2 separate regions of the Mus musculus genome follow, and region 2 is linked to region 1. A link is a loop called in an ENCODE intact Hi-C map of the cell type or tissue named here. Cell type or tissue: heart. All regions are shown on one strand.

Region 1 (8,000 bases):
GACTCCAGCAGAAGTGGCTCCTCTATCACTTATTGCAGACGAGGTCATAAGGTGTGCAGTTTCAACATTGGGTCTTGGAAGCCCCCCCCTGCCCTCTCTGAGATCGCTTGTTCTTTTCTGAGCCAAGCCATGCAGAAGGCCACCATGGCATGAGAAGTCATATGGGTGACCCTCCTGATGCAGCCTGTCCTTGAGGTGACAATTGCTTTGGCAACAGCCTGAGTGTTGCCTCATGAGCCCCTGAGCCATAACTCAGCTCAGCTGCTCTGAGCTTCCTAATCCTCACATCTATGGGACGGGCAGTGCTGTTTTCAGCTGCTAAGTTATGGGGTGATTTGCTGTGTATCAGTAAGTAACTAAGTTATGCCTTTCTTCCAGGCAAGAAGATAGTCAAACCCTGCTGGTCAGCTTTTACTCCAGCAAGCTGTGGCCACCCTCCCTCCAGTTCTATGTGACAGCATTTGCTCTTTGCACTTGTCTCCTGGCATTTATCATATGCTTCACTCAGTCACTCAACAAACCGTGAGTTTTGTTAGGCCCCGGGGGGAGAAATATCAGTGCGACACGACCCACTCTGAGGAGCTTGCTGTAGTAAAGATCGTCACAGTTATAGGATGGTAGTGTATAGCAGAAAATGGTTGGGAGTCACAGAAGAAGAAGCTGTAGATTGGGACGGAAGGATGCTTGAACTCCTGAAGGGTGGAGCCAGTGCGCTGTGCAGGTGGAGAGGAAGGTTCAGAAAATGGGATTGTTTACAGATCAGGTTCTGTGCGTGAAGGCAGAGAAGCAGGATATATTTTTAACTTTGGAAGTTTCCATGCCTTCTGAGGATGAACTAACCAGGACGAAATGAGGCTGATGAGCAGAGTTGTAGAGTCCCCAGTAGCATTCTGCTCCTCAGCAGATGCACAAGGAAGGTGGACAGCAGAGCTTTCGCTGGCTGAGGGCTGCGTTAGGAAAGGGTGAAAGTGAGCCTTAACTACTTCAAGTAACATGTTAAAGAACTGTTTTATTTGTGTGTGTGTGTGTATGTATGTGTGTGGGCATGACACCTGTGTGCTCGATCAGAGGACAACTTGAGGGAGTTAGTTTTGTCTTACCATGTGGGTCCTGGGGACAGAACACAGGCTGCCAGGCTTGGCAGTAAGCAATTTTCCCTGCTGAGCCCTCTCACTGCGCCCCCTAAGTAACAAATGCTTTCAAGAATTGTATTTGGAAGCCAGACCAAAGTGGGTTTCACTCGCTTCATTTAGAAGTAGATGAAATTTGCGGGCATAAAATTCTAAAGACTCTTTCAGTAATGTCGTTATGGCAGTGAGTCCTAGATAAGGAAACAGATGGAAAAATTGTCTAGTAGAAACAATCTCCTATTGCATGTAGTAGTAGTAGTCATCTTTCTGACACTATAACAAAATACCTGAGATAATTAACATAAGGCAAGGTTTGCTTGGGCTTACATACAGTTTTATAGGTCCCAGCCCACGATCAGGTGGGTCTCTTAGTTTTAAGCCTTTGGTGGGGTGCAGAGTGTTAATGGTAAAGGGGACATGGTGGCACCCATGGCTCACCTAATGGCCACGAAGCAAAAGATAAAGAAGGTACATAGGGTGTTCCCTGCCTTCTGGGGTCACATGCCCGATGACATAAGACTCTCTCGATTGTCCCCATCGTGTACAGGAGCTTCTACTTCCAAATGGTACGAAAACTGGGTGAAAAGCCTTTATCATATAGGACTTTGCGGATACTCATATCCAAATGATAGCCTATGCTATGAGGCAGACTTAGAAGACAAGAAGAGATGGAAGACATAGGAGAGCTACAGCCTAATAAATAGGTTCTCTTCTGCTAGGAAACAGAAACTGAGATCAGGAAAACAGAAAGGTAATAGCCTAAACAAGAGGAAGAACAAAGTATGTATGCATGTCTGAATGCCAGTAAGTATGATCTATCAACAACAGGAATTGCCAAGTGCTTGTTGTGGGTCAGGCACTACTGTTAAAGCTGTATGGACAACTTTACCTTATACCAGCCCTATCATACCAAAAGATTAACTTGTCTACCTGATAACTGACAGCAGGGCCAGGATTTGAACCCAGGCAATACGGCTATAAACCCCTACTCTTTTACTTTGAAATTATACTGTAGATGGAAAGAGTATTGAAGCTGCCTCTGCCTCCAGGTCCTAGTTGCTGGCAGATGCCCTGCAGTGACTGCTATAGTGAAATGACAAGCAGGCTGCTGTGATTCTATAGTCATAAAGGCACAAATGTTTTCCCTTTCCTCAGTCCAGGGACCCAGAGGCAAACTGACTACAAACACCTACGACTCATGAACTACATGGGCCTCCTATCTGTGTTTCTCAGAAACCTGCAAGAGGGGGAAGAATCCTGCTGTGTCTTCTGGAACTTACCTTTGTTCAAAATCCTTGCTGTGCTCTGTGTGTTGTTAATAACTTAATACTAATCTCTAACACATAGGGCAAACTGAGTCAGACCGAACCAAATCGAACTTTCGTCACTATAAATAGAACGCCATGATACATGAGGCAAAATTAAAAAAAATCAAAAGCCAGCAAACAAGCAAGCCTTCCCGGGTTTTCCCCCAAGGCATGGTTTTCTAAGGAACAAGAGACATGTTCTTGTAAGTTATACAATACCATATACCATATACCATATACCATATACCATATACCATAGCGCTCTGCTCAATAAACACTGGGTGCACTAAGACCGTATTTCTTACATTAAGAAAAGGCTAATATCAAACGGTTCAAACTGATATCTTGTGGACTGTGCTGGGTTGTTTTGTTCACTGTTGGGGAAGCCTTCCAATCAGGTAACACATAGTTAAGTCTTAAAGGATACATATACGTTAACAAAAAAAAAAAAAGTAGTAAGGGGTTCACGTTGGCTAGTTTTATGTCAACTGGGCACAAGCTGTGGTCATCTGAGAGGCAGAAACTTCGGTTGAAAAAAAATGCCTCCATGAGATGGGCTGAAGGCATGCCTATAGAGGAGTTTCACAGTGATTGATGAGGGAGGACTCTGCTCGTTGTAAGTGGTGCCACCCTGAACTGGTGGTCCTGAGTTCAGGCTGAGCAAGCCAGAGGGAGCAAGCCAGTAAGCAGCACCCCTCTATGCATCTGTATCAGTTCCTGCCTCCAGGTTCCTGCTCGCCTGTACTCCTGTCCGGACTTCCTTCTATGATGAGCAGTGAAGTAGAAGTAGAAGCAACATAAACCCTTTCCTCCCCAAGTTGCTTTCTTTGGTCATGGTGTTTCACCACAGCAATAGTGACCCCCCACCCCCCAACACAGACCAAAGTCGTTTATTTGATCTGCACAACACTTAGAACTCAAGCCAACATTTTTGAATCAGGAAATTTCACACAGAATATGACTTTCTAAGTGTCCCTCAAAAAAGCAGAATTTGACACTGCGTCTATACCTCCAAACAGCAAGAAGAGGCTAGAGACATGTAATGAGATCTCTAGTTGAGGTATATGGTGGTCCTAGAGTTTTCTTTGTGGTTTCCTCAAAATATGGGCCAATCTAAAATGCTAGGTATTCAAAAGTCTTTGACAAATCACCATCTGAAACCACCCACTTCTCCTTCTATACTTGAAAAACATCTTCAGCTTCTTTTTTGTATGTGGCTATTTTCTGTCTTGATAAATTCAATCACAGCTCTTGAATCACAGGTTATTTTGCTGATCTGGCACAACACTTAGTATGAAAAAAAAATCTGTATTTCTATGATGACCGTCACCAAGATTTACTAATAAGGGATGACAAACATGTCTGCTATCAATGCACCTTGATTCTGATACATTGCTTCTACTTTCCTCGTTCTCCATATATAGGGATGGCCACCAGGGACCTGTGTCCTATATGCAAAATCTCCCTTTCAGTCGTGCCTAATTTCAAGGTTTATAAAGAATTTGTGAAAAGCCACTTATTCCAAGACAATAATAGTTCAGATGCTCTGCATTAAATATTTCCTGTTTTATTTTAAATTGAGACCCCTTGGCTAGACGAAAGGTTAGTAAAGATATAATTTTGTGGACTTCCCCTGAGTCTTCTGCAGGGCTTATCAGTTAGTATCGAAGCTGTTTATTCTTCTAGTTCGCTAGTTCACCATTTTCTTAGCACTAGAAGGCATTTCATAAGCCTGCGTCCTGTTTAACTGAAAGAAAACCCATGTTGCCCCAGGGCCCATTTTCCTTAAAGAAGAATCATTTCCAAGAGCTCCCACCTCATAACGTCAAGTAAGATAGGCAAGGACAACTGCCCAAAAGAGTGCCCTTTGGGGTGCCTGACAATTCCGGTAGAGCAGTCCTACTAGCACAGAGGGGCCTCTGACTTTCGCGGACTGGGTTAGGAATTAGCCGCCTAGAGCTCCTGGCCGAAGCCCCACCCCGCGGCCCGTGACCCCACCTCGCCTGCTGTAGACCGCCGTCCTTACCTGCGCGCCACACGGCCGCGAGCAACAGTCTCCTTGAGCTTGACAGCCAGACATGGTTCTGACTCTGCTCCGTTATCTGTCCCGCGCTCGTTCCAAGTCTGAGCGGCCGGCAGAACGCTATTAGGCGACAGAGCGGGCAGCCTGGGGGCGGAGCAAGAGTGAGAGGCGGAGTCTGAGGGGGACCTCGTCCCTTTGGAGAATCTGCGGCGGCGCAAACCGGCCGGTGGGCGTGCCCGTGAAGGTTGGAGGCGGTGTTAGAAGGACTAGTCCTCCAGTCCAAGGCGGGGAGCGTGCGCTGTGGGCGGGGCCAGCCCATGCAAGGCGGGGCCTGGACGGGCCTTGAGGCCGCCAATCTAGTTGACTTGCGAGCTTTCCCGGAGAAAGCCGGGAAGATGGCGGCCTCCTGGAGGCTTCACTGTAACCAGCCGCTGCTTCGGTACCTTCTGGGATTTAGCAGCCGTCGAAGCCTGGGACTGGCTCAGGGTGCTGCTGCTTGGCCTGTCGACCGTGGAGCAAGTTGGAGGTGGTTTCACAGTACTCAGCTGCTGCAGGGTGAGTGGCTTGCGCTCGCTCCACTTCTCTCTTTAGCTGAGCAATGGGGCCTGGGTCAGGGGCTTTCTTGATTGGGGACACGGTTTGTGAGGTTAAGTGCGGACTCTTCCTGTTCCTTTCAACCTCCCCCAGAAACGGGCCTGCTGACTTAGCCTATGGCATGCGGCAAAAGAACTGTCTTCAGACTTGGGAGAGCATGGTTCCGTCCTTGGCCTGCCTTCAGGGCTACATGGCTTCTCTGTGACCTTGCTTTAGAATTTGAGAAATTTCGATGTCACCTAGGGAGGGTCTGTTTTAAATCCCTCTATTTTAGACCCTTATCAATCACATGTCAAATTTCTTTAATTTTACCATTCCTCTCTAATGTAATATAGCTGCCCATACATTCAAAGCCACTATTACCCATACTGATTCATTCAAAGGACCTGTCCCTATTGGAAAACTTTAAATCTTACTGCACTTAATGTATGCAGCATACAAGACTTAACTTAGAAAATACAGAATCACAGACATTGCTAGAATGTTTCAAGTAAAATATGTGGCATGAAATTCATACAGCCTATTACATAAAATTGTTCTTAAGCAGTGATATTGAACTCGGAGATATACCCACTGTCCTTCCGTTATTTAACATACAGCATATAAAATGGCAGACCTGGCATTATTCTTCCTTACGTGTATGAATATGGGCTGGGGGTTAGGATGGGGGCACAGAAAACAGTTTTAGAAACCATTAGACATTTAAGTAATCATTCTTACCACCACCTGGTACAGTAGGCCTAGCCCACACTTTCTGAGCTGTCTGAGGCCACAAAACAAAACAAAAAAAAAGAAAAAGAAAAACAATAAAATCCGTGTGCTGAGATTTCTAAAGAGGGGCTAATAGGGACAATTTACCTAAGTCATTTTTGGAGTAATGTTTAATAAATACTTCCTGGATATTGTCTTTAACTGTATAGTATATAATATTTTCTCTGCCTGGTCCTCATTTGTTAAAACTGAACTTGCCTACACTTAGCAGAAACTCTGACTCAGGAATCTGCACCTTATACTGTTGTGAGTTTAATGGAGCACACTTTTGAGACTCCCTGCCTCAAAACATCGAGGAATATGAAAGCTTAGATTGGGAAAAATACCTGTGAAATGGCCTATCCTTGCTTGTGAGGTCTTTTTGAGAGTGTGAATTTCCTAAACTCTGTTTAAAAAGGAAAGAGTGTGTGTTCTTAGACACAAAAAATGAGTAGTTTCCAAGATTTTTCTTAGAGTCAGCTGCTTCTGCCTTTAGAAATTCACATGGATAGTTTTCATCTGCTAAGTCTTGGCATTTTACCTGGACTTATCCTCTACCTCCGGGTAGATACCTTGAACACCTTGTCTGTCGGCATCATTTGTAGGAAGATGGTGCTGAATCCCAAGGCAAACTGAGTAGTTTTATTATCACTACCCACTATCCACTTAAAGTACACATTCATTGTCTTAAAGCTTTTGGGGTCAGAAGTATAAAATGAATCTCACTAGGCTAAAGTCAAGGCGTCTAGCCAGGATTGTCTTCTTTGGAGGTTCTAGTAGGCAATCTGTTTCCTTGTTTTGTTTTGTTTTAGTTTGTTTGTTTGTTTGTTTGTTTTTGCTTTTTTTTTTCCATCCAAAGCCTTCTCAGATTTGTGGGCTCTTAGTTCCTGTCTCTCCTCCAGCTCAGTAACAGCGAGTCTAGTATTGAGCACACTTGTATCTCTCCACACTTCCTCCTACCTCGCTTCCATCGAGAGGATGAAGTCTTGTTGCTATGTTGGGCCCAGCAGGATAATGGATTTTTCCCCATCTCAGGATCAGTTGATAACAACCTCCATCCACGTTCATCTTAATTCTGTCTTGTTCTGTGAGATAGCATATTTGTAGATTTCGGACATTATGACAGAGACCTCCAATAGAGGCATTATGCTACATGTGGAGCCCGAATCTTTCTACCAACTCTTACCAATACGATTTTGTTAAGCTACTTGAATACATTAATTATTTTAGAAAACATGAACTTAGAGGGTTGGCTTTCTTTTTTTTTTTTTTTTTTTCATCCTCGTACTTTAATAAAACTAAGCTGGTTTTTGTATCATCAGAGACTGAATTAGGTGCATTTAGTGAACCCACTTCTCTTTCACATACTTATGTAGGATTTTAAAATCTGTAAATTTGGAAGTACTCTTGTTTTGTTTTCCCTAAAGGGGATTTGTTGGCTGCCTTTGGGAGTTATGGCATGGGCTGTGTGCTTAACACTTCTTAGAATTTTTTATTGAGTTCTAACGATCTAAAACTTCGGTATTATTGCTGTTTATTTGTGTAAAACTACAAAAGTTCAGAAAAGTGAAGCCTTGCAGCTGTGTTTTAAGTGCACTAATCAGTGCTCTGTGTATTTATGCTTAACAAATCCCTTCTTTCAGTTTTTCAACTGAAATGTTTATTGAGAAAGCAGTGTTACTTATCTCTTGCCTGATTTCGTAAAGGAACAAATGTCTATCAGAGAGTGGGCACGTGACAGCCTACTTACAAAGTGTGATCTCCTGACCAAAACACATTCTCAGAATTCTGTCACATGGCCCATTCAGATATACAGTCATATTTAATTCTGTATATGCAATCCTGAATTATTTGACATCTTTTTTTTTTTACAGTATTTATAGACTACTTGTGAGAGATTAACAGTGAAGACAGGTTTTCAGTGGTATATGCAGTGTACCCTAGGAAGTAAGTCCATGATGAGGCAAGATGTGTGCAGAGGAAAAAGTGGCAGTCCTCCAGCCTGAAGGCACAGCAGGGACTCCAGAAGCCACAGTGTTAATCACAGAATGACACAGCATTGGAATTCTCTGTTGTTATGCTTTTAGAAAAGACAAGATTTGGATTATATTTTTTTTTTTTACTATTCTTTTATTTGGGTAGGGATAGGAGTGCCACAGCATGTATTGAAGGTCAGAGGACAACTTGTGGGATTCA
Region 2 (8,000 bases), 47 kb after region 1:
TGTGTCTTACTCCTATATGCTATAGAATGTTTAGTACAATAGGGTTCTCTCTTTAATGTTGATAGAGTTTAAGAGTGAAACTCTTTATGTCTGGGATTTTAATTGATACTTGGGGTTTAGTTGATTGTTTAGTTGGCTGGTTAGCTGATTGGTTGGATGTTCTGGTAAGTTCTGTCTGTGTAGCCCACAGAAACTCATGATCATCCTATCCCTGCTCTCCAGGTGTACATTACCATATTCAGTTTTTAATTATGTATGTGTTAATTACTACTACTAGGACTTGAAATTTCCCATAGTAAGGGATTTTTATTTAAAAAGTACTTGAGATGAAGTGACCTTTGCATACATTAGATTTGAGAGGTCTTGCTTTGGAGGTAGAGAGCATCTTATGTATGCAGCTGAATGTATGGTCCCGAAGCTCTGAGTATGTAAGGTTAGAAATACAATTTTGGAGGTATGGTAACCGTCTTCTAGATGGCATCAGAATCACCAGTCTTCAAGTTCCCGTCTGGGTTGCAGGGACATGGAGAGAGGGGGCCAACAGTAAATGAGTAGACAGGAGAAGAAAACTGGATGAGTCTGGGCAACCAAGAAAGCCAGTGAATGTAAGTGTGGAAAGGAAGAAAGTGAGGAAGGGCAGGGGCCGTCTTCAGGCTGCAGTACGAAGAGAACAGGCTTTTAGGTAAGGTGATGGACTTGAGTGCTGCCAGAGGCTGGCATACGGCTGCTGTGGCACTGAGCTAAAAAGGAGCTCCCATTTAGTGACCCTGTTTTATATTTAAAGGTGCTTGTCTTAAATTCTTTTTGTCATACACTCTGTTAGATAAAGGGGAAATTTAAGCACTCTTTACAAACACAATCATCTATTTGATATATTTACATACTCTACTCTTCTAATATTATCAATGTATTATAAAATGTGCACAGAACAGAGCCATTTGAAAATGAAGAAGACTGACCGGCACACGAGTACAGAGACTGTTTGCCCTTTAGAGCCATGGTAGTTGGGACTTCTATTCAGTCATAGTGGTGCTGTGCTCTCCCAGCTCATGTGCACGCTTGCTGAATGCCTTCACAAAATGCTAATCAGGGCTTAGAAGTGAACGTTCTGATGGACGAATCCTGAAAACTGAATGCAAGGCCTGAGCATGGTAAGCACAGGTTACCTGTAGACTGTACTCCACCCTACAAGTAAACGGTGTGCTCTCCCTTAGCCCCGTGTGTAGCACTTCATGCAATCCATGTTTTGCTAAGCAAGGAAATGTGTTTCACAAAGCAAACAGACTTGTTTTTCATCACTGTGTGCCAGACTTTTCCATACTCTACCAGTTTGATATCACAAGGGCCAGTGTTAAAGTATTACAAATACTGGTTTTAATATTAATAATTAATTAATAACTTATTCTTCTTTCAGATGACATTAAAGTCTCAGTAAATGACTTTATCATCAGAGCAGCAGCTGTTACTCTTAAAGTAAGTGGCCAAACCAAAATAATTGTGGCTTTTAAGTGTCTCTTGGCTTAAAATGTGTATACTTTTGTTGCTAAAATATTGTATTATTTAGTTTAGTTGCTTTACAGGTAAGGAAACTGAGAATCAAAAGAGTTCCCAAAGTAATTGTAGCAGAATGAAGAGCATCTGTACAGTCCACACTGTTTGATCCCTTGTCCTCGGAGAAGGGCCAGCCAGCACTGGAGATGAGGGGTGGTCAGCAGAAGCCCGCATCACCTATACTGCTGCTTCACAGTTACCCAGGGCCTGGTCAAAGTGAATTCTGGCTCTCTTCTCTTTATCTTTATCCATCCACACTTTAAGTAATTAATAGAGGTTTGCAGTTTCCTAGTAAAATAACTGGATCTAGTTGATTTTGGTGCTTTCTCCTTTACTTTGTAGATACTGCTTTGTGCCTGAATTTGCAGTCTTCTCTTCATTTTTAAAACATCTAGCTCCCAGAAAGTTGCTCCTCTCATGCAGTTTCCCAATTATCTAAGCCCAGAGCCTCTGGCTGCTGTGGTTGTCCATGTTGATGTTGCCTGAGATGCTCTAAGCGCCACCTTGCTTGTATCGTTACCAGCTTGTTTTCCCCACTCAGCTATTATATGTTTCTTCCTTTCCTTAGGTCTGCGTGGTTAGAAAACTTGAGTGTGGAATTCATTTTAATAATTCCTTAAAAGGGTTAAGAGTTTGAATATTGTTTTGAATCCAACTTAGATCATTTTCCGTGGGTCTTCATTATGTATTCATTGATTAAATGTCATTCCAAAATAGTCTTCCTTGTTGGGGGTTTGGTGTGTTTTATATATGGGCTTGTACACGTGTGCATGTGCGCGTGCGCGTTTGTGTGCACTCGAACATGCTCCTGCACTCGAGAAGAGGGCTTCAGGCAGCTTCGAGGTGCCTGATGCAGATGCTGGGAATCAAGCATTGATCCTCTACAAGACTAGTGCATGCTTTCAACCTGGCACTCCTCTAGCCCCCTGTTCTTTGTATTGAAGAATTTGGGATCTGTTGAGGATCTTTTAACATTGTGGCATTGTTGTGAATGAACAGTTACAGAGAAATTATAATAATAACTGGCTGATTCTGAGATAAAAGAATAAAATAATCTAGATAGAGTGAAAATGTCACCCTCATAGTGCAGAAGTGACATGAGAGAGGCAAAACAGAATCAGGCTGTGCTTCCCATTGTTAAGTGACGTCCCTGGACTCTTGGTCTTACTCCGCAGAAAGCACAGAATTTCTGAGAAGATGAATTGGCTTTTGGTTTCTGTGTTCAGCCCCAGATTTGCCCTGTGATATTTGGCAACATCAATACACACCATCTAGGCAGTTAGCCATTTTGAATGTTCTTTTTGTTCTTCAGGGTAGTTCTCTCTCTAAGTCTGTACCTGTGTGTGTAATGTCTATCTCCTGTTTGTGATGCTTGGGAAATTGATTTTAAATAGAAGGCTCATTTACTGAGGGCTTGTTAATATGTATTTCAGAGTTGTGCTAACAAAGTTGAGTTTTCATGCCAAAGGAAAGTGGTTGAGTGTCACTACTGTTTTCTGCTACACTGTCCCCTTCAAGTTCCTATTGAAGTTCATGTAGTTCAAAACATGTATACCGTCAGGATTTTCTTAGTCATGCGTACTGCTGAACAGTGTTTGTTCTTCCCAAATATGAACAGTAATCAATGTTCATTTTTTTTCCCAAACCAAAGTTTTATGTATTTCCTTTTCTGTAGCTGTATTCACATCAACAATAGTGTAAGTCATATTTCTCTGACTATGGTCTCAGGCTGCTTCCTTCATAGCATGTCTTTTCCTGCTTACAGCAAATGCCTGGGGTTAATGTCACCTGGGATGGAGAAGGCCCAAAGCAGCTGCCCTCTGTTGACATTTCAGTGGCTGTGGCAACAGATAAAGGTTTAATTACACCAATCATAAAAGATGCAGCCGCTAAGGGCATTCAGGAGATCGCTGACTCTGTAAAGGTATGTGTCCAGAAGACTGCTTTCAAACTGTTAACTGTACTTTCATCTTAGCTCCTGCTTGAGAGCCTGTGCGTGTGTGTGTGTGGGGTGAGGTGTAGGGTGAGGGGGTGATCTCAGGTACTTATTAAGGTTTTCAGTTTTTATCAAGGCACCTGTAAGAATATTTAATGTTTTAAAATTCTAAAATTAATATGCATGTAAATTAGAGGTCAGCTTCATTCATGTTCTGGGCAAAAGCTTAATTTCCAAAGTCCAAAATTCAGTCTTAAAAATTGTCTTAGTTAGAGTTTCTATTTGCTGTGACCAAACACCATGACCTAAAAGCAAGCTGGAGAGGAAAAGGTTTATTTTATTTGGGTTACACTTCCACAGCACTGTTCATCGTTGAAGAAAATAAGAACAGGAGTTCAAACAGGAAAGGATCCTTGAGGCAGAAGATGGTGTAAAGACCGTGGAGGGGTGCTGCTTACTGGCTTGCTTCCCATGGCTTGCTCAACCTGCTTTCTTATAGAAATTAGGACCACCAGCCCAGGGACAGCACCATTCACAATGAGCTGCCCCTCCCCCATCAATAACTGATTAGGAAAATGCCTTACAGCTGGATCTTATAGAGGCATTGTCTGAATTAACCTTAACTCTAGTGTGTATGTCATGCTGACATAAGACTAGCCATCCTGGTGTTATTTCAAGTAGATTTTAAAGTTGTAAATTAAGACCACTGAAAGTAATTAACATTCCCAAAAGTTTCCTGAATCTATTGAAAAGCAATTTTTGAAGTTCCAGTACGAAGGCTTCTGTTGTTGTCACTAGCACATAACCACACTACAAGGTAGGGATGCGTACCAGTCAACTTTGACAGCCACTGTAATTCCCAAGGCCATTTTTTTGGCAGAAGTATCACACTAAAGTCTTTATATTGAAACTTTAATATCTTTAAAGATTAGAATGCAACAGTTTTTCCTTAATTGAAAAGTTGTACTAATTAGGTCAGTTAAAATAATCTGGTTTTTCTGGGATTTAACATAAGTCATTTCTTTTGGCCCACAAGGGATAACAAGCCGGAAAAAACTCTGTATGTACTTTTCCCTGTACATACAGACCTGTGCAGAGCTCAGTTTATGAATCAGGCACATTACAAGTTTAACATAACAATAAAGTAGAACAGTACTACACTGCAGTGTAGTAAAACTGCCAGCATCGTTACTCTTGCCCATTGGAAACATAGTTAAGTACAGTGGGATTAGGTGAGCGTGAGCACTGTGGTGATGCCGGGAGAGTTGATCTGCTGGAGAGAGTTGCTCTGTGTCTATGGGTTGGAAGTGTGTACAGCATGAGAAAGCTGGACCAGGAGGCAGTGCGTCCTCTCATCAGGCTATTCAGAAGAGCATGTAATTTCAAACTTACTATTCATATCTAGAGTTTTCCATTTAATATTGTTAGCCTGGGGTTGACCACAGGGTAACTGAAACACCACAAAGTGAAGCTACAGGTTCAAGGGACAGTTCATGAATTTTATATGTCAAGGATTTTTAGCACCATTGAGAAACATGGGCTTCAGTGTTGCAAAGGTGAAAGGAGACTAAGTGTTGAGGTAACCGTGTTAAAATGTTAGGTGGAAGTCACTGATCTGTAGAGCAAGGGTTTTCTAATCTTGGTGTGCATTAGCTTTTAACTATTACAGGTTTCAGTGGTTCTGAGCAGGTCTTACTGTTGTAACACGGCATCATTAAAATAGCAGTGCTAGCATTCTCTGGACCTTGCATGTGAAAGAACCTTGGTTTAAGAGATGAGGAAGCAGTCCCCGCAGCCTCCTGGAGCCTTTCGGGTTTGTTGAGCACTAGCTCAGGGTCCTGCTGCCCTAGCCCAGACCAGCATGCCACTCTGAGTCTTTGGGGTGCCAGGCATAAACTGGGTTCTGTGTTTAATCTCAGTGGCCATGGTGCATCAGCTGCTTGCTGCTCTTCTTTGGTAGTAAATATACTTACTCCTCTGTACTTTCTCTCTCCAGGAAAGCTAAGCAAGCAATTTCCCCATTTTAGAAGAAAGTCCCTATACAGTGGCCATTTGTTATAATTTGTACACAGAGATTTTATACTGTGTCTTATTCAAATGTGAAATGCTTTGAACAGTGTTTGAACAGAAAAACATTAGAGTGATTTTAATTTTAGAAGTAAAGTCATTTTGTGACTATGTAGACTAATATGTCTATCTCTTAAATGAATGTTTTGTGAACTTGTTAAAGAATTCTTAAGGCATTTGCATAACAGTAACGACAGTGGCTGTAATGAACACGAGCAGGCATCCAATGTATCAGCTGTTTGTTTCTTTGTTTGAAAGAGGTCTGTCTATGTAGTCCTGGATGTCTTAGAATTTAATTTGTAGGCCAGGCTGACCTCAAGCTCACTGAGATCTCCCTACTTCTGCCTCCCAAGTGTTGGGACTAACAGCGTCTACATCACCACCACGATGCTAGCCCTGTGTGTTAGCTTTTGCATTAAGCCAATCATATATATTAGGTCTTTTCAGTCCTCTTTAAAGATACCCTATCAAAGACAAAATAATAATTTCATGGAATTGATAAACTGATAAGGAAAACACTTAAGTAATTTGTGTATGCTTCTGTGCTGCTTAGTGGTAGAGCTCTTGTTCAGCCCTGTCAGCTGGACTCTATAGAGTAGAGCCTGTGCTCTCAACAGCTGAGCATTACAGTTCTCACTGAGTAGTTTGTGGTAGTAGTGAGGTCGTTCCTCTAAATCAGTCATGTTTTCTAAAACATCAAACAAAACCACATATTCCATATTTAAGGAATGAACAGGTGGAGGATAGCTGAAGAGTTAACAGTTAGACCCCACATGTGACAGTGACTTGATTGGGGACAAAGAAGAAAAGGAATGGAGCTATGCAGCTGATGCTCTGGTGGCAGACAGATCTTGTAGGTCAGGATTAAGATGACTGAGGCAAAGTTAAGAACAGTTAACTGAGTTACCAGTCATCCACCAAAGATGCAGTAAAGGCCTTGCAGGATTGTGAGATCTGGCCTTCAGGCAGCCAGTGATCATGCTGTGAGGAGACTAATACTCGGGCTGGCCAGAGAGGAAACAGTTTTGCAGTGGGGCCTGGGTCTTTGCCCAAGATTTATGCTGGCAATGCAGTTTCTCCTGGAGCCTTGCGTGGCTGTCTCCTTCTCAGTGTTTTGTCTCAGTTCCAGCGCTACCTTCACAGGCCTTCGGTATCTCCCATGGCTTATGCGTTTCCCTACCCTGTGTTCTCAGGGTAGCCCTTGTTGCCTCACTCTCAAGTAACTAGTTCATTTCTGTGTCCTTTGTTCTGTCTGATGCTAACTTCCTTGTTCATTGACATGCATCCAATTCTAGGAGTGCTTGGAATGCACTAATTGTTCAGAGAATTTGTATTTTTAGTAAAACTTGCTGGTAAAATCTGTGGACCCCTGGCTAAGTCATTTCTTGACCCTTAGTAATCCCAAATACGTCATTGTTGGGTTAAAGGCAAGTCACAGCCAAAATCAAATCTGCAAAACATTGTCATGACATCATTTATATGTATTTTATAGACAGAGTTACTATATACATTATATATTATATTAATATTACCATATATGTAATTGTATTTATATATAATAGCAAACTCTAGGTCTTCTGTTACATTTATTTCTTCATTTAAAACGCATGGTTATCCTTATAATTGATGAGACACATGCAATACTGTAATTTCTTCAGAACCTACCGGATTGACCTCCTTTAAGCCTCATAGGGAAAAGTATACAGTGTTGTGCAGAAGGCATGGAACCACTGCACAGCACTGGTGTATGGCCAACCAAGGGCTCCAAAGTTTTTCAGGGAACTTTGTAGTGCCTTAACTTCTTAGATCGTCTGTTCTCGAGCTTCCTGTAATTAGTTGGATGACCGTTTACATACCTAGCACCTGCCCTGAGCTTCAGCCGAGGTTGTGCCCTGTACTGTACTTCCAGTGACCCAGTTGACTCTGACATGACTGTGTCGTGTTGCTGTACTCTGTCCTTTCCTCAGGTTCTGTCGAAGAAAGCACGGGATGGGAAATTGATGCCAGAGGAGTACCAAGGAGGATCTTTTAGGTGAGATTTAAATTCTTAATTGTCGAAGCATCAAGCAAGTAGTCCGTGTCAACCTTTTCTCGTGTGTTTGTTGAAGACATTTTTAAGTACAGCCTCAGGATCATACCCCTTCATTTAGATAGCAGGACATGAGAGAGGATTGTTCTTAGTAGTTAGGCCTTCCTAGCACAGCTAAAGGAGCCTATTGGTTTTGAAATGAGCATTCTTTTTATTAGCTTTTAGCTATCCTAAAATGACATCCACATCCTTAAGCTTTATTTTTTATTTATTTATAAATAAATAGCCATTTCCTTTCTTGTGATTATTATTATTACTAGTATTATTATTACTAGTATTTTATTATTATGCTAAATAATCTCTGTTAACATATCCATGTTGGTCTTAATCCCCATAGGGTAGGTATTATGGTCCTTT

What was found. A loop is a pair of places that touch in the nucleus more often than their neighbours do. Peaks named below come from ENCODE experiments on the same cell type or tissue, not always from the same donor. Only the 100,000 strongest peaks of a DNase experiment are listed, where the experiment ranks them.
Region 2: it touches region 1 in a loop (2.0-fold over the local background); 2 of 42 quality-filtered maps call a loop at or near these places.

Annotation. Positions count from the first base shown.
Region 1 is chr2:103,070,305-103,078,304 of GRCm38, reverse strand. It overlaps Pdhx (pyruvate dehydrogenase complex, component X), which reads left to right and starts at 4,792. Exons shown (of 11, transcript NM_175094.5): 1 at 4,792-5,015. The coding sequence starts at 4,856. It overlaps Apip (APAF1 interacting protein), which reads right to left and starts at 4,630. Exons shown (of 7, transcript NM_019735.4): 1 at 4,464-4,630. The coding sequence starts at 4,517. In heart, a CTCF peak has its summit at 3,881; a DNase peak (open chromatin) is centred at 4,684; H3K4me3 peaks cover 2,624 bases; H3K27ac peaks cover 1,571 bases.
Region 2 is chr2:103,023,751-103,031,750 of GRCm38, reverse strand. It overlaps Pdhx (pyruvate dehydrogenase complex, component X), which reads left to right. Exons shown (of 11, transcript NM_175094.5): 8 at 1,415-1,473; 9 at 3,317-3,475; 10 at 7,522-7,586. Among named protein-coding and RNA genes, the nearest start is that of Pdhx, 46 kb to the left of the region's middle. In heart, no CTCF peak of the experiment used is centred here; no DNase peak of the experiment used is centred here.